Regions from separate parts of the Mus musculus genome. Here regions 1, 2, 3, 4, 6 and 7 are each linked to region 5. The links are chromatin loops, found by intact Hi-C in ENCODE. Cell type or tissue: heart. All regions are shown on one strand.

What was found. Hi-C counts contacts between places; a loop is a spot of excess contacts. Peaks named below come from ENCODE experiments on the same cell type or tissue, not always from the same donor. Only the 100,000 strongest peaks of a DNase experiment are listed, where the experiment ranks them.
Region 1: a loop joins it to region 5, with 5 times the contacts of the local background. A loop is called at or near these places in 11 of 42 quality-filtered maps.
Region 2: it touches region 5 in a loop (2.3-fold over the local background); 8 of 42 quality-filtered maps call a loop at or near these places.
Region 3: a loop joins it to region 5, with 2.5 times the contacts of the local background. A loop is called at or near these places in 8 of 42 quality-filtered maps.
Region 4: a loop joins it to region 5, with 7 times the contacts of the local background. A loop is called at or near these places in 22 of 42 quality-filtered maps.
Region 6: it touches region 5 in a loop (8-fold over the local background); 39 of 42 quality-filtered maps call a loop at or near these places.
Region 7: it touches region 5 in a loop (3-fold over the local background); 4 of 42 quality-filtered maps call a loop at or near these places.

What each region holds. Positions count from the first base shown.
Region 1 is chr10:95,474,446-95,478,445 of GRCm38, forward strand. It overlaps the pseudogene Gm3619. Among named protein-coding and RNA genes, the nearest start is that of Mrpl42, 26 kb to the right of the region's middle. In heart, CTCF peaks have their summits at 1,721 (motif pointing left) and 1,923; a DNase peak (open chromatin) is centred at 1,696; H3K27me3 peaks cover 371 bases.
Region 2 is chr10:94,795,778-94,799,777 of GRCm38, forward strand. Plxnc1 (plexin C1) reads right to left here. Exons shown (of 31, transcript NM_018797.3): 25 at 3,697-3,728; 26 at 3,494-3,601; 27 at 2,207-2,370; 28 at 593-740. Among named protein-coding and RNA genes, the nearest start is that of Cep83, 110 kb to the left of the region's middle. In heart, no CTCF peak of the experiment used is centred here; no DNase peak of the experiment used is centred here.
Region 3 is chr10:94,802,176-94,806,175 of GRCm38, forward strand. All of the region lies in intron 23 of Plxnc1 (plexin C1), which reads right to left. Among named protein-coding and RNA genes, the nearest start is that of Cep83, 120 kb to the left of the region's middle. In heart, no CTCF peak of the experiment used is centred here; DNase peaks (open chromatin) are centred at 2,056 and 2,696.
Region 4 is chr10:94,945,979-94,949,978 of GRCm38, forward strand. No RefSeq gene overlaps it. Among named protein-coding and RNA genes, the nearest start is that of Plxnc1, 3.1 kb to the left of the region's middle. In heart, a CTCF peak has its summit at 1,618; no DNase peak of the experiment used is centred here; H3K27me3 peaks cover 845 bases.
Region 5 is chr10:94,621,726-94,625,725 of GRCm38, forward strand. Gm32898 (a long non-coding RNA gene) reads right to left here and starts at 1,979. Exons shown (of 5, transcript XR_001779842.1): 1 at 1,847-1,979; 2 at 1,191-1,461. In heart, no CTCF peak of the experiment used is centred here; a DNase peak (open chromatin) is centred at 2,036; H3K4me3 peaks cover 328 bases; H3K27me3 peaks cover 984 bases.
Region 6 is chr10:94,956,641-94,960,640 of GRCm38, forward strand. No RefSeq gene overlaps it. Among named protein-coding and RNA genes, the nearest start is that of Gm40744, 3.0 kb to the right of the region's middle. In heart, a CTCF peak has its summit at 1,863 (motif pointing left); no DNase peak of the experiment used is centred here.
Region 7 is chr10:94,770,247-94,774,246 of GRCm38, forward strand. It overlaps Cep83 (centrosomal protein 83), which reads left to right. Exons shown (of 16, transcript NM_029852.2): 13 at 699-828. Among named protein-coding and RNA genes, the nearest start is that of Cep83, 83 kb to the left of the region's middle. In heart, no CTCF peak of the experiment used is centred here; no DNase peak of the experiment used is centred here.

The DNA.
Region 1 (4,000 bases), 850 kb after region 5:
CCCAGTTGTGAAGGTTACAGCTTAGTAGGAGAGACAGACATTCATCAAATGACCACACTAGAAGATGCCTAACCGCCCTGCATGGTGGCACATGCCTTCAAACTCAGCACTCGGGAAACAGAGGCCAGCCTGGCCTACACAGTAAGTTCTAGGCCTGCTAGAGCTATGAGACCTCATCTCAAAAACAACGAGGACGATGACGACGACAACAACAAGAAAACGAGGAGGAAGGGGGAGGGGGAGGAGGAGGAGGCAAGCAGCTTAACAATGGGCACGTCAACTGGTTGATGGGTAAAAGTGCTTGCTGTATAAGCCTGATGACCTGAGTTCAGGCCTTGAAACTTAACTCCCCAAGTTTGTCTTCTGTCTTTCACACCACACCAGGGTATGCATGAACACACACACACACATACACACACAGACCAGGAGTCGGGGAACTACCAAACACTTCAGGAGGTATAAGAGATTGCCGTCAAGCCGGCCAAGTTCAATATCCAGATCCCATGTGGTAGAAAGAGAGAATTGAACACCCTCTTCATACATTGAATAAATGTTTACAACAACAACAACCACAAAAGATGAAAAGCAAGCCTACTGGCAGGAACCAAGTCCTCAGCTGACGTCTCCCCATGGTCCAGCTTCACTTTCCTACAGTCCTGTGATCCTCCTCCAACAGACTCCCATTGCTGGACTCTACTGTGGATGGATGGGCTTCTTGGCCCTGGAAATCAAGAGTCTTAACTAATGGGTTCTCTTACCTCTGCTGACTGGGACTAGAGTTGTTAGCTTCTTAGGAAGGCAGGAGTTTGTGGGACCAAAAGAAGGAGTCACAAAACCCTTAGCCCTTGTGAGGAGGCAATTCAGAGGCACAGTGCTTGCCTGACATGTATAAAGAAAGCCCTGAGATCAGTCCCCAACAGAACACACACACACACACACACACACACACACACACACACACACACGGAGAGACAGACAGACAGACAAACATATACACAGACAGACACATGTGGAGAGACGAGAGACAAACAAACACACACCATTTAAAATTAAAAACAAAAAAGAAAGTACAAGGGCTGGAGAGATGGCTCAGTAGTCAAGAGCACTGGCTGCTCTCCCAGGGGACCTGAGTTCAATTCCCAGCACCACATGTCAGTCAGTTCCCAGCTGTCTGTAACTACAGTCCCAGGAGATACAAGGGCACCAGACACCCACATGTTACTAAGACACACCTGCAACGAAAGCATCCATACACATTAAAAGAAAAATCTTTAAAAAAAAACATATTTTCTAACAAAAAGAAATCTGATGTCTTTAAATATACATAAAAGATTTATTTTTATATATGAAAGTACAAAAACAGTTAACAATGTTATCTTTGAGTAAGTCAAGGTTTTCTACCTAAACTTAATTAAAAAAAATGATAGTGAAAAACATCCACAGTTGGGAATGTCATTAGAAAAATATAAGTAGCACGGCCGATATTTAGCAAGTAGCACTGATCTTAAGGATGTTTGAGTTGGCCAGCTAGAAAGCAGATCTTCTCACAACCAGCTGTTGTATAAATACTTAATGATAGACGAGTAGAACGACTTCCGGCAATGACATTATCAAACCACCCTTTCTCAAGTAGCAATGTTCAAATTCTCTGCCATTCTGGCATTTCAAAGTCACAACCACAGGGTAAGCGGTTCAGGCTGAATGCTGTGTCACAGTGCCCTCTGGCGGTTTCGTCGAGAATGTGTTCCGCAGGTTAAGGCAACACAGCCTCTCCGGCTCTTCCTAGGGCTGCTTTTAAAGTAGCATCCCTCACATGTAATTGTAAATGGCCACTAAAACCTGTAAGTGGTTTTTCATAGAAGGGTAGTGAGGAAGGTAATAGTTTTGTCTCAGCCATGGAAGAGATAGGAAGATACAGAGGAAGTAAGACTGTGATGGGTTACTATTTGTTTAGAAAACTCAAAATCAGCAACACATGAAAGACATAATTCGGAGCCGGGCGTGGTGGCGCACGCCTTTAATCCCAGCACACAGGAGACAGAGGCAGACGGATTTCTGAGTTCAAGGCCAACCTGGTCTACAGAGTGAGTTCCAGGATAGCCAGGGCTACACAGAGAAACCCTGTCTCGAAAAAAAAAAACAAAAACAAACAAACAAACAAAAAAAGACATAATTCAGGAACTACATTAATCTATATTTTCAATACATTAAAGTCTAATTTGCTAAAGTACTCACACAGGACTGCGTTTGGCCTTCTAGAGTTCCACATTGGTCAACTCTGGACTCACAGAAACACTTTTTAATTATTTAATTTTACTTACAAGCCTTGTTCTTTCATGCTCATAACTTATCTTGATCTTTGTAAAACTTTTATTATAAGTCAATATAATTTTTTTCAATAGAAATAGCTTTGTTCAGATAAGTCAATATAAATTTTTTTCAATATAAATAGCTTTGTTCGGTATAAATTTGAAAAAGACTAATAGTGTTTTAAAGTTAGGAGCAAAGTTGGTATATCTGACAAGCTTGTATCAGACTTACTTTCTTTGATGCAATAAAAAAAAGAGAGAGAACCTAAGTGCTCCCATTGGGCAAGAGGTTCACATTACTGTCAATTATTGCTAACCTTCTTCTCTTTTGTTCACTATTCTGTTTTTGTCAGTCTAAGTTTTATTCCAAAAAGTTATGTATTAAGATTAAGATGTTTATAAAGATGTCCATCATTACAATAAAGCACCCAACTGGACAGACAAGGATCCGATTCAGTATTAATGGCCTAATTCCCTGATGGGCAACTTAAAAAAGAAAAAACAAGAAAACCTTTCCGGAGTGAAAGGCCAGGACGGCTTCTAACAGAATTGGTGCCTCTCGGGAGTTATAAAATCCACGATTTTGTCTATTTCTCCTTTCCATTCCCTCTCCTTCTCCTGCTGAGATTTCCCTTCTACCTCTTCTTGGTTTTTGGTCAACTGTTCCACTTCCTTTGCCTGAGGACCATGCTCACGGCCATTCCATTCTCTCCTTAGGGTGGCCATTTCTACTTCTTCAGCTGACAGTTTACCAACATCTATTGTCTTATTTTTTTATCATCTTGACAGCTAGAGCGAATGTCGACTTCAGAGTCCTTTCTCCTGCGTTGTAGTCTGGTTTCAACACTGACACAGCTCGGGCACTGCTGTCTCCAATGCTCATGCGCTTGGGTCACTCTTAACAGACCTGAAAGCCATGGTGCTTACCCCAGCCAATACACAGCAAGGAAACAGCAACCGGACACTTCCCTCCAAACTGCGCATGCGCCTCTGTGATAGCACAGTGCTGTAAACAACTGCGCACGTGGAATTGGCTCCTGTTACTGGAATAAATACCTCTGAGCAATGAATTAGTCAGGACCTTAGCATCAGGTGTTGTGCCTGCCACGCTGCAAGCCATGTCCTCATTAAGTTTATCAACTTTCCAGAAAACAAACAAACAAACAAACAAAAAACCCCAACCGACTCCATCAAGAAGCTTGTGGCTGTTACACCTCTTCTACTGCAAGCAAAACTCCATCATTGGCTAGAATTCCCAAACAGGTGCCTGCATGTCCAATGGCTTCCACAGCATATTCTACTTGGTATTACTAAGAGACCTTCTGGGAAAAGTACTGTGGTCCTGGAGTCATATCTTCAAGACACAGCTTCTGAACTTGATGTAATTCCGGAAGAAGGCATTGAGGGTGCAGAGCCAAGCCGCTCTGCTCAGCTGGAAAATCAACTTATTAGCTATTCTTTACATTGCACTTGGCTTCCTGACTGTCCAGTTGCATCGCCTTCACTATGCACATTTGGTTAGGCATCGATTTTGAAAAAGAAATTATCTTCACTCAATTTTATAACATTCAGACAAACGTTTTAACATTAGTGTGATAGAACATTTACCAACTCTCTGGAAGGGCCTGCTGCCAAGTCTGATGATACATGGGCGTCTGGAGAGCTGGCTCAGCAGAAGAGCACTGGCTGCT
Region 2 (4,000 bases), 170 kb after region 5:
GGACCTCACTCATCTATAGAATGGGAAGCATAGTCCCTGAAGGATGAACTAAACCTAGGAAGTGCGGGTTCTAAAAGCTCCTTTTACTGGGAACAAGCACATTGTGTTTTCAGTATGGTATAGGAGACACACTGGGCAAGTTCATAGACACAACCAAACAGATCATAGTCTTCTTGCAGTTCTTCTTACAAATCAAGAACCTGTGTTTGTGGCATCAAACTCTGGCAGATGGAGGAGGAGTTCACTAACAGGACCGAGGCCAGTCAGGAAGGCCCTGTAGCACAGCAAAGATGCCATTTGTAGGAAGAAATGCACTAAGATGGTGAAGACGAAGAGTTTAGCGGCTGGGTGGGCAGCAGGGCCATGGGTGTGGGTTAGAAGGCAGTTACCGTCCAGGAGGGAGGGAAGGAAGACATGAGAGGAAATAAGAGGGACGGGAGGTTTTAGAGAGCGGAGTGAAGGCAGGCTTCCATGGGAATATGGTAAGCGTTGGCAGTTCCGAGTAGGGTTGTGGCACCTGAAGTCCCCATGAAACCTCAGTCTCGGGAGGTGATTTCAGGGATACTTATCAGAAAGCAAAGCTGGGCCTTACCTTCCCCAGTTGCTGTTCTGTGAGAGAAAAGGCATCCATGAATGCTTGGGCAATCACTGACAAACAGCTGTCTATGTGTGGTGTCTTCTTAATGTCAAAGACAAACTGAGGGTTCTTCAGGATGTTTACCCAGAATCGAAGAGGGAGGCTGTTTGAAGGGAAAACAGTCTCTTCTCAGGCAGGACTTAACACAGCCGGTGCTCTGTGCACCAGTTTGTAAATGAGTGTGTCTGACCTTGTTACCCAAGTACAGAAACCCGCTTAGCCAAACTGATAAGCAGCAGGTGGCAGCATCACTCAGACCCCAAAAGGGCTGACCCCCCAGTGAGTGAAGGGCAGGCTAGGAAGTCCAAAAGTGACCCTGGACAAGAATTCCATATCTGGGTTCGATGAGATGATGTCACCAACAAACAAGAACTTTTCACTCAAATCTGTTCCGCCTGACCCCTTTGAGCCCCTCTGGTCTAAGCCACTGACATCTTGTCTGGATTATTTGTCCCCAGATCTTGATCCTTCTAAGAGAATCAGATCTTACCACTCACTTCTCTCTTGTCCTCTGTCAGGGTCTCCTCTCCTGCCACTCTTAACTGAGCTCGTCTCCACTAGGTCCTTTACTGTCTTCAATTCATGTCACCCACGATCACATCTTAGGGCTGTACAGTGTGGTCTGTCCTTGGACACCCTGGCCTGATCCTCTGACCCTCTTTTATATTCTCCATTGTACACATCACCTTCTAGTGCACTTCAGCGAATGCACCCCGTCTCTCTACCTACTAGAATTCACACTTGGAGGACAAACTTAAAGTGTTTCCCATACCACAGCAATATGGCACAGTGTAGACAGTTAAAGAAATAATGGAATATGAACTTGAGACTCATTCAAGTTCCACATCTCTGTTCCAACTTTGGCCTAGCTTACTGCCGCCACCACATGGGTGCTGGGATTGTCAATGGCTCAGTCTGTTGTGGCTGGTGGTTAGTACCTATGCTGGGTGTAGGGGTTGTCGAGCCGGGGGATATGAGGCTGGCACTGAGAACAGGAGTGAGCCCAGAGCAAAGCATATAAACCCAGAGCAAAGGGCAAAACTGACTACGCATTGAACTTCACCTTTACTGCTTGCTAGCATTTAGAGGGCTTTGAGCTCACGTGAGACATGCTATTGTGCCATGTCTGGGTCTCAGCTGAGGTGCACAGCCTTTCAAATAGAGGCAGTGAGCTATAGCAGTCTTCTGAGGAGATACCAGCGTAAGTGGGGACATCCTGCTTCTTCAGGTAAATGTAAATTAAATAACACTGTCTACTACCACAGATGACAAGAGCATGAGCCATGTAGAATCCCAGTTAACACACAACTTGGAAATTATAAAGCAATTATGTAGGCACAGGAACAGTCTAGTAAAAGTAATAGGTTAAACCATAAAACACTTAATTTCTCATTCCTCACTAGTCTAACATTTTAGACAAGTCCCCTTTCATGCATTAAAAGATAACAGAATTTTGTTATTTTATCATCTAGAATAGAATTCAAACCCTGAGATTCTGGTACAGTAATTCTGTATATAATATTATGCTCTAGGTTCTTGAAGACAGCCAGCAATCACCTACATTCCCACCTGTTTGTTTTCCAGATGTGTACAACATCAGGGTCTGTGATTTTTTTGTTTTCAGCTTGGGCATCCAGAAAGTCAAAGAAGTATTTTATAGCAAATGGGGCCCTGCTATTGGGCAAACTCCAAATGCTTCGGAAGAGTTTCTCAAGCACAGAGTGAATTGCCACCTGGAAGACAGAAGGGGAGGCTGAGATACACGGGAGTCATTCTGAAAAACAAATGGAAAAGCCAGCTCCAAATTCCGAGAAAGAGCTAGATATACTAACCAGAGCAAAGTCATCTGAGGGGCAATGGGAAACGGTCAGAGGAGGTCAGCAGGAAGTGGGACAAGAGTTCTGCATGTGCTCACAGATAGAGCTGCTATATAAACTTGCTGACAGCAACACTGTTTAGATGGAGTATGATGCAGAGATAGGTGTAGGTGGGTGGGCGTGCGTGTGTGCACAGGAAGCCACTTGTTGTTTGGCCTTTACTGTGTGCAGCCTGGATAATCTTGAGTGATGGTGCTCCACTGCTTGATCTGTTGCCTGTTGCCTGCATTTCCATCTCGGGGTTTAAATACGGACTTCCCAAAGCAGTCGAGTATGAAGTTGAGTATGAAGAGCTCTCTGGGAAAACTGAACAATCAAAAGGCACCGGCACTCCTCTGCCTAGCACACAGATCTCCTCAGGTCTGAGCAGATTTGCTAAGGGAGCCTGCCCAGCAAGGTAACAACAAGGCCAGGGGGACAGTAATGGTTAGTAGTGGAGCAGAAATCCAGAGACTTCCACTAACCCCCAGAAAGAGATGCGGTAAAATTTGCTCCTGATTTGGTATTCCTCTAACTTCCACATCTAACACTTTTTTATTACATGAACAGAATTCTTAATTTCAAGATGGAGAAAAAAAGGCAGTAAGATCTACTAGGTTAATCGTCACAGATTTCCCCCTCATTTTATTTGCATTTCAAAGGAGTTTTATTGCTTATCTATAATAACAAGTAAACAAAAAGGAATAATTATGCTGTCAGCCTAAAAGATAATAGTGAGATGGTGGCAGAGGAGCAGGAGCGGTGGTAAACGCCCTGACTGAAGATGCTGCAGGAGGAATTTATGAAGTGCTCTTCTTTTTTCAGTTAAAAAAAAAAATCGAAGGGGGGTAGAGGATGTGTCTACAATTTAAACTTTCATTTTGCTTTGCTAGAAGGCACTAGGGATTTGTAACATTTTCACAGTTGAGTGGAAATTAAGTTGAACACATCATATACCCCCAAGGTGGCCATGAAAGCATTCCTAGAACAGTGAGTGTACCTTGGTCGACAGCAGCTTGGTCAGATACATTTCTTTTACTTTGAACTTGTGTTTCCCTCGATGTCTCTTCCCTTGAACTACTTGGAATGCTTCTGAATCTGGCAGAATCTGAAAGAGACGACAGCAGACTCTGCATTACCTGGGGGACTGAATGCTACGGGAGGCACGCCGATCAGTGGGCAGCACAAGCCTGCCAAACTCACCAAGTGGCAGTGGTCATCTGAGTACTCCACATCTGAACACCAGAGAAAGGGAGAGAGAAAAAAGAAGCCCATTAAAAAAACAACCACGGACTAATTGGCCTCAACAAAAGCCCTGCTTGTGTTCTAAAGCCAATGGCTCCGCTATTATCTATGGGCTCTTCACAGCTGCACATTCTCTGCTGCACCTGAGCAGTGTGGGGAGGGGCTAGGGGCTGGAGTGGAAGCAGGCTCCCTGGCCCTGCAAATGTTAGAGCAGAGGTTAAGTAGACACTTAACTGGGGATAGGGAGGAGGGGGTCCTAGCC
Region 3 (4,000 bases), 180 kb after region 5:
TAAGTATTTGTTGCTTGAGCCCCCAAGTAGATGCATTCTGTCACATCGTCTGAATCTGCTGAGACCATGGAGGAGTGCTGTTTACTGGCTTGCTCTCATGGATTGCCCAGCCTGCTTTCTTAGGTCATCCAAGACTACTAGCCTAGGGATGGCACCACCCACAGTGAGCTGGCTCCTCCCACATAAATCATCAATCAAGAGAATGTCCTACAAGCCAGCCATGGTGGCACATGCCTCTAGTTCCAGCACTCTGGAGATAAAGGTAAGCTGATCTTTGTGAGTTGAGGCCAATCTGGTCTACATAAGACAGACACAGCTGCATAGTAAGACCCTGTCTCAGAAAAGAAAAAAAGAAAGAAAGAAAAAGAAAATGCCCTTCACACTTGCCATTCTAGTGGGGAACATTTTCTCAGATGAGGTTCACTCTTCCAAAATGACTTCAGCTAGTATCAAGGTGACATAAAACTAGCCAGTACAAGTGTTATTACATGTATAACTATGGTCATTCCTATAAATAGGATTTGTGTAAATGGGCTGTAACTCTATCAACGTTGTTTTGTAAAACATTTCAAAGTTTTGAGAATGGCCAGCCACCTGTCTGTCCATTCCCAGGCAACAGGCAGTCCCCTCTCGGACTTGCCTCAGTGACTAGCTTTACCCGCTCTGGAGAGTCAGAAAAATGGACCTAAGCAGTACATAGTGTGTGTTTATTGTCCATGCTTTTTAGGGTCAATATAAGGCCTGTGATCATCTATTAATATACACTGTGCCTGTCAGTACATCCCTTTTCATAACTGTGTAATAGCCCATGATATGAATGTACAACAAAAACTTCCATATGGTAAAGGAAATGCTAATACATGCAATGTTGGGGATTAAGTTTAAAAATATGCTAACTGAAGCCAGTTACAAGATCACATATATGATCTCATTCATTTAAAATGCCCAGAACAGGCCAATTTATATAGACTGTTAGTGTGGTTTGTTTTTTAATGGGGTTATAGAGGAGACTGAATAGTAGTGAGTTTCTCTTAAAAGTGATGAAATATTCTAAAGTCAGGCAGCGATGATGCAGAAAGTCGCACTTTTTTTTTTTTCTAGACAGGGTTTCTCTGTATATCCCTGGCTGTCCTGGAACTCATGTTGTAGACCAGGCTGTCCTCAAACTCAGAAATCCGCCTGCCTCTGCCTCCCAAGTGCTGGGATTAAAGGCATGCGCCATCATGCCCGGCTCCCACATTTTAAGCAGGTGAGTTTTGTTGGTTTGGGGTTTTTTATGTATCCTGGTACTGGGAACTGAACCCAGGGCTCTCTGCTTGCTAAGCGAGTTTTCTATTACCAAGCTGCATTCTTCTCTAAACATGTAAGCTTTGGGAAACATAAACCATAACTCAGTATAGTTCTGTTAAAAATCACTTCAGGTTTTACCTGTGCAGGTTGATGATAAATGCTTTTATCGTGCAATCATGTGAATGCCATGCCTACGTGTGACCTCCCCTGAGATGAAGTTCAATACCATCACTTTAAGGCCTTTTGGAACCAAGGATCCCTGGGCCAGAGGCCAGGGTCTTTCTTGCATAACCAGTTAAGTCCTTAGAAATGCCTAGTACACAAGTTACCTTTGGGCAGAGAAAATCACAGATGCTGAGATACAATGGGCAGGCAGGGGTTAAGAATAAATGGTTCTGAAGGAGGGGCTGGTGGTCCACAGGATAAGACAAAGCATGGTCAAGAGGAAGAAAATCAGGGACCAACCCTACCTCCCTTCAGCTGAGGCCTAAAGAGCAGCTGTCACTTTGAATCCTATCAGCTAAGTGACTTTCCTCTCCACTTTAAAGCCCTAATACAAATTTGGACCTGGCCTTCCCTGATTTGGGAAAAAAAAAAAGTGGGGGGTAGAATCTTAGAATTGCTCTTTGGCTTGCTGCACATTGGTTATCAGAATGTACAGACCTCCCTGCTAAGCACCAGAGGATTAAGCACAATCTCCTTCAGGTGACACCCACAGAGGAAGAGGCAGCTCTCCAGGGGCCTCAGACACAGCTGTCTAGCCAGCTGTGTCCAGCCAGCTGCTAAGTTTAGGCTAGAAGCCTCCCACTGCCAGTGTTCAGGACATCTTATGGGAAGAGGGGGAGTCTGGGGAGAGCTAGCAAGACCATCAGGCCTCGAGGCGACTCTAGCAAGTGTTCTTAATTCTCACGGAACTCTTGGACTGCTGTTATTATCAAGCATCCTCCTTGAGCCATTCATGGTTTTCGGACTGATTTCTCAATTCTCCATATTTGAGGCAATTAAAATAAATGCCCTGTGCAGGCCTCCCCTTAGCAGAACTCATACACCACACTTATAAGAATGTGTGAATGCAGTTAACAAAATTCCTCCCCACCAAGAGCTGGATGTACTGATTCTAAGCCAATAAATATCCTTTTATAAAAGGAAGCTGGTGATTCATTCTGGGTAATTGTCAAAGAATGAATCCCAAATGGATCCTGTTGAGTGTTGAGCCAATACTTCGCTACTGTCAGACGCTTTGTTTTGCCAAAAGCGAGCACCCTTCCTCTATAATCACAAACACCATGGATGGGCCTTCTGATAAGGAATGCTGCCAGAAGTTCAAATGTCTTTTCGGGAGCTGGCAGCGCTTGGCTGCTGGCACTGTGCTCAGGCATTAAGATAGTGTAGATGCAGCTTGAACAGAGGAGATTTTGCTCCGAAAATGATCTTCCAAGAGCTGGTGTAAAAGCATTTTATCAGTGGATAAGTTAGATGTGTGTGAGCATACTCCTAACCTTCACAGCTGCTCTAGGGCTGGAACATTTCCACCCCATGTGATGCTTTAACACTATTATAAGGACAGAAAAATAATTTGCAGATGTTTGGGGGGGAGCGGAAGGTTTCTGATTTCTATTCTCAAGTCAGCTGCTGCCAAGTTCTGGCCAGAAATGCCTTTTTCAAAAGTGCCATGGGATCCAAAGAGTTAAAACCACAGTGGCTGTTTGTTGCATCCCAGGAGCTCCAACCACTTCCCTGAGTGTCACATCCATCTACTTGTCCTTCTGTGAAGCAAGGAACATCATCTGAGCCCCAACTTTAGGGATGGAAACCAAATTAAATCAAGGAAAGATTAATGCTACTAGGTAGATCTACAGGAGGACTGGTTTTCCAGCCCAGGGCAGAATAGGTAGGTGTACATGGCATTTTCAAATGAAACCCTCTCCAGTGACGCCAGCCCAGGAGGTGATAGAAGTATAGACTTTCTCATCATCAGAGTTAGAAGTTGTGGCCACACGGGGATGAAATGAACCCATGTCAGCAATTTAAAGCCATGCCTGGGATGTAGCTCAGCTGTTATGATGCTAGCCTAGCACGCACGGAGCCCTGAGTTTGATCCCAGCACTTCAAGAAGTAGGTGTGGTTGTAAATGCCTCTAATCCCTGCACTCAGGCTAGGGAAGCAGGAGGCTCAAGAGTTCAGCTTGAGCATATGGAGCTGGAAGCCAGTTTGGGCTACATAAGAAGCCTTTGTCTAAAACAAAAGCTAATAAAGTCACTTCAAAATAAATCTGTGCATAAATGAGATATCTTGATGGCAAGATGCTTTCTTTATGTCATAGGTTATAGATTACCCCATAAAATAGATTTTTCTAGAGACAAAATGCAAACATACTTAATCATATAAAAATGATATTTGTGGGCTGGGGAGATGGCTCAGCAGTTAAGAGCACTGTCTGCTGCTCCTTCAGAGGTCCTGAGTTCAATTCCCAGCAAGCAACAGCTCACAACCATCTATACTAGGATCTGATGCCCTCTTCTGGCATGCAGGCATATATGCAAATAGAGCATGCATATACATAAAATGAATGAATGAGTAAATACATAAGAAAAAAAAGATTCTAAAAACATGTTACTTGTGGGGACAGCTTAGTGGTTAAAGCATTTGCCTTGCCACTGCTTCTCCAACAGACCCAAGATTGGTTCCCTATACACATCAGTTGGCTCAC
Region 4 (4,000 bases), 320 kb after region 5:
CATTGGGCTCAGCAGCCAGGGCTCGCATCTCAAGAGTCCGGAGCTCTCTTATGTTTCTAGAGGGGCTCCCTCCACCACTTCATCCAGGTAGCAACTGTCAGCTGGGGTGCTCCCCCCTTCCCCCACCTCGCAAGCCACCGAGAATTTCTGGAACAGAAAGATCACTGTGCTCTGGGGAGCAGGCAAGCTCATGTTTTCTCAGAAGTGGGCTTCCCAGAGGCAAGCCTTGGTGCCTTCAACTCTGTGGTGAATGGAGAGGGAGCTAAAGACCCGTATGGGTCCTTAAGAAATGATCTGCATTCTTCCTAGATCTTCCTAGGACTGCAACTGGTTGCTGTGTGATCTTCTCTTCTTAGCTCCAAGTCAGCCAAGCTCTGGATAGGAATCTGTATTGTTTTTTAAGGGGGCTCTGAATGAGCTTCCTCACAGGTCACCTGCTGCAGGTTTTACACTTCCACAGAACTGCTTAGATCTGTTCCTCCCGCTGCTGAGATGGGAGCTTCGAAAGGCAGAAGGGAGGAGAAGGAACTGGGCAAGAAGCTTGAAAGTCTAATCTAGATGTACAGTACAGTATTAGGGGGTGGGTGTAGCTCAGCCAGGCCTTGACTTCCATTCTCTCTGCTGTACACACACACACACACACACACACACACACACACACACACACACTATTCCTTCAGCAGTGGCTTTTAAAAGATGGTCCGTGGCCATCTTTCCATGTGCAACCTCCTCTTTGGGGACTGGCTATCCTTGTTTCTCTCTGCTGATGGGCAGTGCCGATGCTCTCAGATGTTAGCTGGAGGTCACCTCTTCTGTAGTGTCAGAAAGTAGAGGAGAGAAAAAAGAAGCAGGGAATGTAGGTCTAGGTTGATGTTAATATGGACCTCTTAAGTGAAGCAAATCAAGTGGCTTACTTGCTTAAAAAAAATACCCCCCTCAACTCATTCTCCACCACTTGGAATATTTTAAGAATTTTTTTTGCATCACTCAAATCCGAAAATAAATAAATAAATAAATAAATAAATAAATAAATAAATAAATAGCAAAATAATTCCTCTCCAACATAGGGCATACATGCATCAGTCTCCTATAGTCACTGTGGCTGACTCACAGATGGGCTGTGGCAGTGTTATGGGCCAAGAAGCAGCATTCAATTCCATTTTGGAGATAGCCTTACTTCGCTGGTAAGCAAGCCATTTCCCTAAACCCCACAGAGTTGCTACAGTCAGTCACAGAGCATCTTGGAAGCTATTTGGATTAAACATACTCCATGGTGTGGCACGTTGCTCACTGCTCAATTCTTTGCTGCTGCATTTTGAAAAAGAAGAAACAACATCCTACAAAAATTACCAGCAAGGTGTGGAAAGGGTTCTGATGGTCCCTGCATCTCCTTAGTTTGCTGAGACCATAAGCCCTATTCCGGCAAGCAGGCTTTCTCTCTCTCCTCCTGTTTAATTGCGTGCAGACTCCCATAGTGGAAGAAACCCGAATCCATGCTAACTTTTGGGCATGAAAAATGTAGGCGATTAAGAAACCTGGAAACAGGTTCTTCACTGGTCCTGCCCCATTTTGAGCAAACGTCTTTGCCCCTTCCCAATTTTCTCCTGTACTAAAGCTCCACCTTCAGGACGCACATTCACATTTGAAAAGTGTGGGAAATATGAACAACTCTATATAAATATTTAGGCATAGGGTCTGTATTTCTTTAAAGGCCTTCTCTTAGACACACCCATCTGGCGGAGGGTCCATAGCTCACTCATCCCTCACCAATTGACTGAACCCATCCATCTTGTTGGGTGTCCCTTATGACACATTTCAGAACTTCTTGTAACACAAATGGCTGAAAACCAAACAAAAGAAGGTGATACAGATCTGTCCTCCAGACAGACCTGCTACCACGGAAACGGGCCGTTCAGATGGGTTCTGAGCAGTTGTACGCACAGCCTTTGCTAGCTGGAAAAGTCTCCATAATGAGAAAATATCCACTCCCTCAGGCACTGGAGGCAATCTGGGTTAACCAAGCCATCTACAATCAGACTCATTTCTGCTGGACAGGGCTTTATAGATTCTGTGGTTTCCTGCTGGGACTTGGGACGTTAAGAACGGCTGTTCAGTAGGCAATTGGTCACAGTCACAAGATGGTTATCATTCACATTTCACTCTTCTGTTTTGCTTTTTTTTTTTTTTTTTAACTGACCATACTTTAAAGGGCTGATTGGGTTGATGGGAGCCAGAAGCAACTAAGAATGTTAGTTCTAGTGGTCAAGAGATCCTTTACACACCCTTTCTTTGTAGCTACGATGACACCTTGCCCAATTCCACAGAGATCACATCTGTTTTGGCCTCCTGGAATTTCAGACAGGCCACCTTGCCTCTCCACAACTCTGCTCATATCTATGTGGTCTTCGGGCTGAAAACCTTATCAAAGTTTCTGGTCCCTTTTGGTGACTGACAGGAAAATGAATTGAGCCAGCTTCCTTCCTGGTCTTCAGATTAACAGATAGTTGAAAGTACACTAGAGGAAGTATCGTTTTATAGTTTGAGTGGATGCTAAGAGATGAGTTGAACACAGTTCAGCCAATAGAAGTCAGTTGAATTCAGCGCAGTCATGAGATATGACTGAGGGATCTGGCTGTGACGTCCGTCACCTCATTGATCGCAGTTGAGCTGACTAAGCTGGCTGGCCAGGTGGGCCTGCCCTTCCTCCCCCAGCATTCTTGTCTCTCTCCCTCTCAGTGTTTCTCCATCCACAGACAAGGACCATTGGTCAAGAATATCCACACTTTAAACAAGTTTTCAAGGTGTGGCTGAGTGTGGGAAGCCACATGTGCCGTTGCAGAGTGGCACTGACTACTGCTGGCCACCACGTATAAGTTTGGACAAACAACCAATGTGTACATATGCAGTAAAGTTTTTTGCAAAGACAGTGCCTGGCCCGGGCATGGTAATGAGGCTTTGAGAGTATAACTAATCAGATGTGAGACATGCAAATGAGGTATGATAATGAGGCTCTGTGAGGTACAGAGAGAGAGAGAGTAGCCAATCAGATGAGGAACATGCAAATGAGGCGTAGTGCATAACCAATCCTGGTGTAAGACACGCCTCTCCTAGGCCTATAAAAGCAGCACCAGTTCTGGGCTCGGGGTCTCTTCGCCTCTACAATCAAGCTCTCCCAATAAACGTGTGCAGAAGGATCCTGTTGCAGCGTCCTTGCTGGTCGAGTCTGGCGCGCGCAAGAGCTGAGGGAGTGTAAGATCAGGTCCTGCTGTCAGTCAACATGGCCTTGGATGGATGGATGGATGGATGGATGGATGGATGGATGGAGAGTAACCTTCTATGCTTGGTGACAGTACCCAGTGTTAGTTCCTGTAAGAAGGCTGGATTGTGTGATGGGCTCACCTCCAACATTTCAGTTGTCAGCTTTCTCTGTCATGACTCAGCAGAGTTGGATTACATATTGCTTCCCAGAAGAGTAACACTTACAGACAAAAGAACAGAGGTGGACATTCAAAACCACTGTTCTTTGCGTAAAGTCCCAACGCTGCCTTTCTTTACGGCCTGTAAGAGCCTTCAATATTATAAGGGCCTTTGGAAAGGGTGGTAAATGCCAATTTTTCTCAGAGGCTGCAGAGTCCAGGACATAAACTACCCTGGCACTCGGTGCTGTGTTACAGAAGCGGCAGGCTGGGCTGGTTAAGTTTTTGTCACCTTGACACAGACAAGTATCATCTGGGAAGATGGAATTTCAGTGGAGAATTTGCCGCCATCAGACTGGTCTGTAGCACATCTGCAGGCCATTATTATTCTTATTCTTATTATTATTATCATTATTATTATTAATTGATGTGGGAAGGACCAGCCCACTGCAGGTGCTGCCACCCTTGGGCAAAGGGTCCTGAGTTGGATCAGCAAGGGCAGAGAGCAGTTCAGTAAGCAGTGTTCCTCTATGGCCTCTGTTTCAGGTCCTGACCTCTCTTCTCCTCAGGATGGGCTGTAGGCT
Region 5 (4,000 bases):
GCCAGCCCAGGGACCCTCGTGTTTGCTCAGTATCCACACAGCAAATAGCAAGAGCCTCCCTTGAACGCATGGGTCAGAAAGGATTTTCCTCAAATCTAAGTGAACCTCCAGGGTGACGGCTCATTCAGAGCTGTGCTGGACAGGGTGTCCTAGAAGACGGGTGCCAGGCTTCCTTCAGCTGGGTCGACCATCAACTGGCTTTTCTTCTCATTTTTGTGTCCTGGTGACAGAGCCAAGCCTGGGAGACTGGAGGAGGACCCAGGCCAGTCTGGGATCTACTTGGAATGAGAGCCCAAAGGGCAGCTGGAGGGAGCAGCAGGGGGTGGGGCAAGGAGGAAGGCCCACTAGCTGTGCTGAAAAGGAGACCCACAGCTTTTATGCACATGATTAGTGATGAGCTGGTTGCCTGGCAACGGCAGCCCCTTTCCCCCTTCTATCCATACCCCTCAGGCTGCATGTAATGTTTGTGACATTTTTCTTTTCACCGCAGAGACAGGGAGTCTGCCCCCTTCATTAGCAGAAGATGGTACCACCCCGGGTACTCCCCCCCACACGCACACAACCGGCTTGTTAGAAATCCTCTCCCTAAAGCATTTAATTATTAATTGCACATTGGGCTGATTGCTGTATCTAGATAGCCCTGCGGATAGTTCACAAAAATAAAATGCTTGGAGCGAGACCTGGCACATGGGAAGTGCTATATGAAAATTAGCTGAGAAATTAATGTTCTTAGGAGTGATTCCCTAGGGCTGAGACCTCTTGGTCCAGGTTTGTTCTTTCCGCCGTTTCTCAGACTCTCCCAAAGCCAGAGGCAGAAGAGCCCTTCAAAGTGCCTTCCCACACAGCTGCCTTTGTTTACAGCTGGGGAAACTGAGTCCCAATAGACCACTCACAACACCAGAGTCAGATGGAATGCAGATCTTCAATCTTCACTATACTTCCTGTTCTCAAAAATTTAGTGTGCCTGAGAGTGGACCTGCAGTCCATCAAAAATGCAGATTTAAGATTCCTCAAACTGTCTTTTACTCTCTATTAGTTTCCTGGGACTATAATGACTTACCTCAGACTTTGCCAATTTATCACCCACCGGGTTGGAGATCCGAAGTCCTAAAGTGAATTTTAAAGACTGAAAACGAGGAACGAGGAGTCCAAGTCCTTCCCGAGGCTGGAGGGGAGAATGTGGCCTTTACCTTTAACAGCTTTGGGGCTGCTTATATTCCTTGACTTGTGGGAAAGTCACATGATCATAGGTCTGTGCCGGGCATCTGCGGGTTCATTTGTGTTGTCCCGGCTGTGCCTCCACAAACAGATTCCGGCCCAGGTGATTAAGGCAGAGCCCTGGGAACTGCATGTGAGCCCCCACTGAGAACAGAGGGTCTCCTAGACAGTTAGGAAGTCCTGCCCGCCATGCTCCTTCCTCTTCGTAGGGAAGGCTGGTCTTCCAGTCCTTGGTCCCACAGTCTGAAAGTGAGAGAAAAATAAAACCCACTGCTGAAGTGTATGGGGGGGGGCGGTGGTGGTGGAGGGGGCGCTCCTGTCTTGTAAATAGGAAACCAAGACTGATGGACCCCTACTTCCATATGCACCCCAGAAAACCCAGAGAGACCCACCCACACCAAGCTCTTTCCCTCTGGGAGATCTAAGCCTAGCAATCTGCCAAACACAATCAATCAATCAATCCAAACAAACAAACAAACACTATGCTCTTTTGAAGGTAGAGAAGTGAGATTCTCCGAGATCACCATGGTAGCCCAAACTATCCTCGAACTTCCCATCCTCCTGCCTCCGCCTCCCAAGTGCTAGGATTTCAGGCACAGGCCGCCACACCCGGCACTTTTAAACATACAGGAAGATGGATGTGCTAAATTAACTTCAAAAACATGGAGTAGTAACACTGGAGAATTCCCAGGAATTGTCTCTCGGAGCAGTGAAGGGAGCTGGGTATCTCAAAGGATGGGTGAGAGAGTGACGGGCCTGTTCCTGCTCAAGTCCCTAGAGGAAAATTGGAAAAACAAAGGAGCCCTCCCTCCGCTGCTGCGTGTGTGACCACTAGGGGGCGGAGTGTATCCAAGAATGGGAAGGCCACCTCTGCTTGCCTTTGGTTGTGAGGGCGATTTTTAAAAGGCCCCGGCTTACAGTGTGAAGGGTCATTGCCTTTAATACAACCTTAGTCAATAGGTTTCTAATTGGGCTATTAATCTGGAAGTAAGTGTGACATCGGAACCCCAGAGGGTGGGGTGAGAGGGATACAGCCGTGACAAATGAGTAGCCTGCGGAGCTGTTTTTAAGGGTCAGCTCTCTCAGAATCTTTGTTCTCCTTCAGTGTGAATTGACACCACTACCCCATCACCACCACCACCCAGCAACTTGGGACTTTGTCACAGAGCAGTAGGTTAAAAATAGCAACACATCAAATAATAATTCAGGAGTTTTCTGGTCTTTAGTCTCTGCAGCTAGAATGCAGCAAAAGTAAGCAAGAGATTTATTTTTATTTATTTGCAAATGAATTCAATGGCACTAACTAAGCTATGTGTGCCCTCAGATCTGCCAAGGTACAGAACCTGACTGAGGCAGGAGCACACGGCCATAGTTAGAACACATAGCACGCCGATTTCTTGCTTGGGAATTAACCTCAATAATGCGTAACTCAACCATCTGCAGGCAACATTTGGACCAATTTGAATTTAGCAGTGGCCTGTAGGCTCTTGGTGAGAGAGAATTATTAATGAGAATTTCTTAGACACACTAGGCACTGGGCTCTTTTCTTCTCTCTCTGTCTCTCTCTCTGTCTCTCTCTCTCTGTCTCTCTCTCTCTCTCCATCTTAGTTCCTGTTCCTGTCTTCCCATAGTCTTGAACAAGCCTATCCCAGTGAGAAAACTTGGACCCCAGAATCTGGTCTTTCACCTATTCTGACATGGTGGGCGTTTTAGAAAGCTCTCCATCTTCATTAGATCTGAAGATCTTAAGAAGAGACTTATGCTTCATAGTTCAATGGGGCCACAGAATCAAAGCCACTGTACTAGAGATGCCCGAGACATGTGCGCCCATGCAAAGGGATGAAGTAAAGGGTGCCATCTTAAGATCTAAAGGGACCTGGCATTTCAGAAGAAAAGGTTTTATAAGTTAGAAATTAAAAGATAAGAAGAAGAAGAAGAAGAAGAAGAAGAAGAAGAAGAAGAAGAGGAAGAGGAAGAGGAAGAGGAAGAGGAAGAGGAAGAGGAAGAGGAAGAGGAAGAGGAAGAGGAAGAGGAAGAGGAAGAAGAAGAAGAAGAAGAAGAAGAAGAAGAAGAAGAAGAAGAAGAAGAAGAAGAAGAAGAAGAAGACGACGACGACTGGAATTGTGCCCTGTTTGCTGAAGGTCCAGGGTACATGTTCCTACTTAGAGGGATGCATTTGAAGCCTACAGATCTGTCAGAGGACAGGCATGCACTGGGCATAAAGACACAAGTATCAATGACATATTGACATCGGCTGATGGGCAGCTGGAGAAGGAGCCCATGATTCCCAACAAATCAGGAGCCGACTGGGCACTGATGCCGGGGCCAGCCTTCGGGTAACGTGATCAGCTGTGTAAACCACAATCTATACCCAGGGGAGCAGAGAAGGAGATAGACAAGGTGAAAACGTTTCTTTACTGCCATGCCCCAAACCTTCTGAAACCTGGAGTTTATATAGTCTATGGGAGAGGAGAAGAGGAAGAAACCTTCAAATCCAGGATACGGCTTGAATTTAAAATTGAAGAGAAGCGAATCTCAATGAGAGAAATGATTCTGATAAGCAAAACAGTCAGACTGAAATATAGGTGGGAAGGGGCGGCTCCATGGCGTAATCAATAGATTAATCTGGAAGAAAGAACACACACACATTTCATGTTTATCTCCCCGGAGCTTTGACAATCTTCACTAATTCACTAACCCTGTTACTCCAAGGGAGATCAATAAATATCAAATATTCTGCTGGAGGTGAAAGACCGGAGCCTGCCTTCTTCACACAGCCTGG
Region 6 (4,000 bases), 330 kb after region 5:
TATAGATGTATAGAGGAATGGATGTATAGATGGATGGATGTATAGATGGTTGGATGGATGGATGGATGGATGGATGGATGGATGGATGGATGGATGGATAGATGGGAGAATTGACAAATAGATAAATAGGCCAAGCACCCTTTCATACCACTGTTAACTCTTCTGAGGTCAGGGATAGCAACTTAGTGTTTCTCTACAATTCCTTTCTTGGTGGGTGGGGACACTGAAGTTGTCAATGAAGGCAGTGATCCACAAAGAGGCAAGAATAAAACCTCTGTTCAGATCGACATCACCGTCCTGTATCAGACTTGAGGAGCCTGGTACCAGGTGGTTCATTGTCAGCATGTTTAAAACAGTACAATTTGGGAAAAAGTTTCCAGGCAACAATCATTCCTATTCCAGGTTTCCAGGCAACAATCATTCCGATTCCAGGTGCAGAATAAAGCTTAAGGTGTGAGCATTTAGAAACTGCTTTATGAAATACATGTGACCACGAGGGTAGGTTCCATAGCTAAAAAGCCTAGATTCTAGTGTGGTCTCTGACTCAGGACAGAGATTCAACAGGCCACAGGGTACATGGGACATTCCCCCACTAAGGAGGGCTTCTATTACCTGTGAGGTAGGGAGGGAGAGTCTGGAATAAACGTTGTGGGGGATTTAAGTGAGGTCTATCTCTATAGCAAAAGGGTGAGATCTGCTGTTGCTGCTGCTGCTGCTGCTGCTGCTGCTGCTGCTGCAGATAGCAAAAAGGTCACCGGGCCGTCAACAATATTCACTCCCAGCCTTCTAGACAGTGAAAACAGGTATTTTATCTCCTCCATTGAGGAGAGGTCCCTGCATGCATAGCGCTCTTGATTTCTCTAGCAATCTCTGGGCAAACAAGACCTTTGTGCCCCCAAAACTTTCACATCTCAAACCTTTTATTTACTTGCTTATGTCCTTAGCAAGAAACCCTCGGGGCTCCTGATGCCAGGCATGTGATAGGGCTGAGGGTATAGTCAGGAGCAATGCTGTCCTGTCCTATGCCGTTTACGGGGCTTCACACAGGGTCAGTGTTGAGTCGATGTTGTCGGAATGTTTCTGCAAAAGCAGGCAACTGCAGGGGTGGGTGTCAGTCTTTGAGGAATCCACAGCTCCAAACACATTGACTTGGCATACGCACAATAACACGCTTACCAATTCACGGGTTGACATTCTCAACAGAGACTAAAAAGGAAAAAAAAATGCAGTACCCTGCCACAAAAAAATACAGAACTGAGAAGAAGGAAGGGCAGCGAAGCTGGGTGCGAAGCTAAGTGTGGCATTTCGGCTATTTGTTAATTTACATAGCCTCTCAAACTTTTTTTGAAAGTGGCTTTGTGTTGAAGAGGGAAGAGTCTTATACTGTAATTATGTTAGACAAGCTTATAATAATTATAATAATTATCAACTGAGTGCCAATAATACTTTAAGAACTCCACTGAGCAATAAAAGATCATACTAGTGTCTAACAGGTATTAAAATTAAGCTTTTTAAAATTGAAAGGGCACAGATTCAGCATCTTCTATTTTTTTTTAAATAAGCAAAGATTCTGACAAATAATTAGCCCTCGCCTTTGCCTTCCTGGCTAGAAACTTCTGTTTACAAGAGAAATGTTCACTAAGATGGTTCTGAGTTACTGAGAATTTAAGCAATGTATTTTCTTAACATACCTTGAATGATATACTCTGTCTGTTTGAAAAATATGACATCTGGTTAGATCTTTGGGCCATCACAGGCTGGAGGTCTTAGGAATCTACAGACGAACAAGTTTTTGTTAGGCATAGGGAGTTTAAGCATCAGGCATAGAAAAAGCCATGCTTTGGCGTGCGCTAGTACTCCCCCTAGTGGACAGGAAAGGTGTATGTGAAGAAAAACAATTGTTACTGACCTGAGGGGGTGTTGGTAGGTACCCGTGGCTTACAAGGTTTCATTCCCCCTTAGCATCTGTTCCTGAAAGCTGGTAGTATGTCGTCGATTAATAAGGTTTGATTAGCACTCTTCTTCCTATTTGGCATCCGTAGCAATTAAGGTGTCTCCCCTGCAGGCTTTCAAATGCAGCATGAAATTACGGTGAGCCCAGAACACAGTAGCAGGAACAGAGCTCTTTATATCACTACCCGGTTTCTTCAAGACACTCCTCAAATGTCATCCTCATCTGGAACGATTTGAGTTCATACTGATATGACGGTGCCGTCCAAAACCTGAAAAGATTGGCTCTCTTTAGAGAATCTATTAATATCTGTGTTCATGGAGGCCAAATACTGGGGGGGGGGGGGGGTGTGCTTTTGTATATTGCCCAAATCAGATTTCTGGGCTTGTTAGTCTTTGTCATTTTTTTTTAAAGTACCCCCCCCTGCTTGTTGGGTGTGATGTCTGGGATTTTTCTCCACACCCACTTGTTGATGACAGGCATGTTAAGGCAGGATACTAGATAGTGGGGAGGGTGTAGAAGAATAAATACACATCGGAAACAGATCTTGGCTTCCAAAAAGCTGTTGATCTACTTTGACATATCAACGTTGTGTCTCCTTCCTCCTCCTCCTCCTCTCTTCTTAAATGTTGATGGGCTGAGAACCATGGCAACTACTCTTCTCTGCCTGGAAAGCCTTAACGGTCTCGTTCTGGAAACACATCCTCCCAATCTCCCATCTTCCCATCCAGATGTGACTCAAACCTGGGCAATCCACGTGTCAGAGACCTGGTATAGGTTACATGATCCTTGCAGACAAAGCCAACGAGAGTATTTCCCAGGGACTGTCACATGTACAGTGAGAGAATAATAGTCTTTTACTGAGCAAATCATGCTAGCCTATAATCTCAGCATTCATCCCAAACTGGGGCAGAAACGGCCCAAGTTCAAGGCAAGCCTACCCTGCATAAGGAAACAATGTCTCAAAAACAGAAATTATTTTGCGAAGGGGGAGGAACTTCAGGTTGTGGTTTCCTGAAACTGTCAGCAACATTGTTCTCTGCCTACTAAGAAAAGTGCTGTGGAAAACAGATGGCAAAGGAGCCAAAGCTCAGAGAAAGTAGAGGTCAGGGGCAGCAGAATGGCCCAGTGGTCAAAGTGCTTGTTGAACAAGCAGAGTTCAAACTGAGACAAAGGCAGAAGGAGAGAACTAACTCCTGAGGGTTGCCCTTTGACCTCCACATGCGCATGCATACTATGGCATACACTATACACACAAGCGCAAGCGCGCACACACGCGCGCGCGCACACACACACACACACACACACACACACACAGCCTCACTGAAGCCCACCAGTGTTGTGTCATTAGTCCCCATCTTTCCATTGAAGTCATGTACTCTTTGTTGGCACCCTCCTTGTTGCTGTGCCCATGGTCACCACGTGCCGATGCCCCTAAGACAGAGGCACCCGAGTTACCCTGACTAGATCTATATATCTAAATGCCTCCTGGACATCCCCCTTGTTCATTTCACAGGTACTTCAAATCAAGTTTCTAGTACTTTTTTTTCCCCTCTGTAACTTCCTAGTCTCACTGGAGTATACCACATTATACCCTGGCTCTCATGAAAGGCAGAAGTCATCTCAGACAGTTCCCTTGGTCCTGGTGACTAATCCCCACTGTGGTCCCGACATGTGCAATAGACTCGTTTTCTCACATCCCAGATCTCATGTGTTGCTTGTTTATTTTGAGACATGGTCTTGTGGTGCATGCAGCCCAGGCTGGTCTTGAACTCATGTCATTTTTCCCCCCAGCCTCCTGAGCACTTCAACAACTATATTCGTATGCCACTGTGCCTGACTCCCGTCTATTTCAGCAGCCTGATGACATCTTGAGTTAGTTCCTCCTCTGTTTATAAGGAGACTGTTTTAGGTAGGACTGGTTGGGAGTCTGGCCCCAGGTTCATTACCCTGGGCATATATGTAGCCTTTCATCTGTCATCTTTTAAAAAAAGAGAGCACACCAGATAACTTCCTGTTGAACTTCCGGCTGGAAGTCTTTCGACCATT
Region 7 (4,000 bases), 150 kb after region 5:
GAATAGCTTTTAAATTATGTTATTACTAGGATATAACTTAAGACGTCATTTATATAAAGTTTATTCTACACAGAAAACATTCTGCATTAAGACTTAATATAAAAAAAAGACTTAATATCAAGCTTGGTTTTTGTTTCCCCATTTGGATATGGTTACCTTTATGTACTATGTAGCCCTGACTGTCCTGGAATTTGCTAAATAGAACAGGCTGGCCTTCAGCTCAGAGAGATCAGATTGCCCAGGCCGCTGTAGTGCTGGGGTTAAAGGTGCTAGCTACCACACCAGGCAGCAGGTTTGGTTTTAACTGCCTAAATTAGGCACAGTTTTCATATCTTGATGTTTATAATTATTGTTTACATTTTAAATGCTTATTTTGTCAGTAAAAAAAAGTTTCTTTACACAACTTAGATGCTCTAACTTCAATTTCCTAACTTACTTAAAAGACACAACAGATGTATCTAATTCCAGAGTGTTTCGTGTAAGCATTGTGTACATGTTATTCTAAATACAGTGTCATATTCATAAAACTTGCTCTGCAGCAACAATGTGAGGAAACATGTGGGCACATAAGAGTCACCATAGCTGGAAAGGGTAGGGCATGGTCAGATAGGCAGGGAGTTTGAGAATACTGGCCATAGTGCCTATTTGATCTAAGAATTTCTGTTCAGTACTTGGCATGTGTGCCTGTTCTCTGGCAGGACACTGGAGGAAAAACAGATCCAGTGGTTGGAAGAAAAGCACAAGCTCCATGAGCGAATCACAGACAGAGAAGAAAAGTATAACCAAGCCAAGGAAAAGCTACAGCGCGCAGCGACTGCTCAGAAAAAGGCAAGTGGTTCTTAGCTACAGTGCTTTCTGTACTGCCAAACACTTTCCCAGAGTAAGATGTATTACTGGCATATTTAACTTGATATCTAAACATCACACTTTGTTTTAATTTTGCAGAGAGAGTTAGTTGGGGAAATCCAACTAATAGGTATATTCCTAAAATATTTTAAAGTTAATATATATTTTCTTATAAGTGATATTTTTCAGAGCCAATCTATACAAACACGTATAGCTAGCTCATCACAGTGTGATGACCTGTTTCAATTATACTTAGCATCTGTAATATTGCTTTTGTGGTTAAAGTCTGGGCCAGAGATAGAGCTCATAGGTAAGAATTATTCAGGCATATCCACCAAGTTCTAGATTAGCCAGGACTGCTTGTTGCCATAGACAGGCTACATGCCTGTCTCAACAATAACAAAAGAAGTGTTTGTTTCCAACTCAAAAAACAAACTTGCCCCAGCAGTAGGATCTTGGACTTCTCCTTGGCTTCTGAAACTCTGACAGTTCCTGCTTTGATGCTACAGATTTGTCCTCTGTAGGCATATGTTCACATTCTTGGAACCAGTCCAGTACTTGATGAAATGATGTAGCCAGATGATTCATCTAGTCGGTAGTTTACAGCTTTTCCTACTACACACCGGCTGTGGTACTCTCCTCGGCTGGGGCTCATTGCTGCAGGGCTTCAGCAGTGATTTCCAGCAGGCCTGGAGTGTGCCAAGAGACAAGCTTGTGTGTGTGTAGTTGTAAGTTACCATTTCATAGGTTCTCCTCATAGTGACATTGGGTATGGAGAAGAAATACAATGTGAATGAAAGAAATATGCCCTAGGAATAACAGTATCTTAAGATCTGTATATATTACTGAATAGGTTTAAATAACTGAAGACACTCTTGTAATTCTAAAAGTAGTATAAAATTGAGATTAGAAGATATCGTTTCTTATATAAGAAACCCAGCATTTTATACCCATAGGAAGTACATTTTTTTCTCTTTTATTGGCCACTCATATTCCTTTCTGTCCATGTATAAATTTTGAAAGGCTTTTAGTGTTGGTGAAGTTTCAGTGATTTTTTTTTTGATGACTCATAATGACCTTAGAAATGCCACTGTACTTCTTGTATTGTGTTTGAACTTCAGAAACCTCTGAATTAAGAAGTCTTTAGAAAGTCTTTCGACTTTTTGTCTTTTGCAGATAAACTTTCATGTTCTTCCAGTATTAGGAATAATTGTTGTAGAGACCAGAACCTAATTATTGAGGTTAATTTGGGTTGACTGCATTTGGAGCAAAAGTGACATCCAGTGGTGACAGAGATTATTAACTGATAGTAGGTGTGCCAGAAAGAGGGCAGAGAGTGATAGGTTAAACCTATCAAGTGATGCTGTACCATTATTGTAATGATGCAGTCTCCCTTTTTCTTAAATACTTAACTGGTGGCTGAGAACATAGTATTATCTCACTTTTAGACTGTGGTTTGTGTCGGGAGGTGGAGGGCTAAGGGGGCAGGTGCACTCCTTGTGCATGGAGCACTGCCACCTCTGTCATTCTCTGCCTCTTCCTCTCAGGCAAGGTGCCTCCAAACCTAGAGCCTGGGCCTGGTTTTGAGGCTAGGCTGGAGCCACCAAGTTCCAGTGATCTTCCTCCCTTCCACGCTTTTCTCTGTGCTGAGAATACCTGGTCTGTTAGGAGAGTGTTGGGATCCAGACTCCAGGTCTCTGCTTATGCTTCACCAGTGTACCATCTCTCTAGCTCCTCACTTCACCTTTTGTTGTTGTTTTTGAGACAGAGTATCATGTAGCTCTGGCTGGCCTGGAACTGTATAGACCAGCCTGACCTTGAGGTCTGGCTGCCTCTGCCTCTTAAGTGCTGGGACTAAAGTCACAGGACACTATACCCAGTTTATTTATTTATTTATTTATTTATTTATTTATTTATTTATTTATTATATGTAAGTACACGGTAGCTGTCTTCAGACGCACCTGAAGAGGGCATCAGATCTCATTACGGGTGGTTGTGAGCCACCATGTGGTTGCTGGGATTTGAACTTCGGACCTTTAGAAGAGCAGTCGGGTGCTCTTACCCACTGAGCCATCTCACCAGCCCCCCCAGTCCACTTTTTAAAACGTGGTGTGTGAATTAAAATTTAAGTCATAGACGATTGCTCAGTTTAATCCAGTGAATAGCAGTGACCTGAAACTATCACACCCTGTGGAACACTGTTCTATGAGCTTAATTTTATCAATGAAGTTGAAAATGAGGTGTGTGTGTATGTGTGTGTACATGTGGCAGAGGTAGTATTATGTATGTAAATATATATACTTTTAGGATTTTAACTGATCTTAGCTTTCAGATAGCTTTTACAAATGAGGGAACTGAAGTTGTAGGTAACCAAGATGACTTGACTAGCTAGAATCCAAACTTTGAGAATCATGGTGCAGCATGCCTTTAATCCCAGCACTTGGGATGCTGAAGCAAGAAGAGTGTGAGTTTGTTGTGCCCGTTTGAGAGCCAACTCTGATGATGCAGTCGCACTAGGGTCTTTTTATTCAAGCTCCAGCTTGGGCTCACCATGGACCCCGACAGAGCAGGACAGGAAGGTAGAAGCCCGAGCCCAGTTTCAAGCAAGCATTTTTAAAGGCAAGCCAACAAGTAAAGGGGCTTCCAGCCTGGCACGGATCTAACTGGGGGCTATTATGGACTTTTGTTGCTCTTTAAAATAATTGGCTGGTGCTAGGAGCCAAACCATAAACTTAACTTCTGCTTTCCACCTGATGGTGGATGTTAGGAAGTGAAGTGCTAGGGGCAGGCTTGTAACCTGGAAACTAGTGCTAGGTGTGGGTTTGTTGGGGGTAACTCAAGTTCAGCCTTAGGTCAGGTTCTCTAAGATGGAGTCAGAACCCAAGATCAGGTCTCTCAAGTTCAGGTCCAGCCTAATCCACTTAGGGACATTTTATTTCACAAAAAACCAAGGCCAGGAGATCAGGCTTGCATCTATGGTATAAAGTCCCTGTCTTTCTGCTTTTACTACAAGGCACTGTTATTCTAGTGTCCCACTTTCTTTGAGTCTAGATATTTTTCAAGTTTTCTCCTTAGAGTTCATATGAGTCTGATTATGCCTTTAAGTCAGCACCCTGGAGGAAAATCAGAGGTAGGTGGAGCTTTGTGGGTTTTA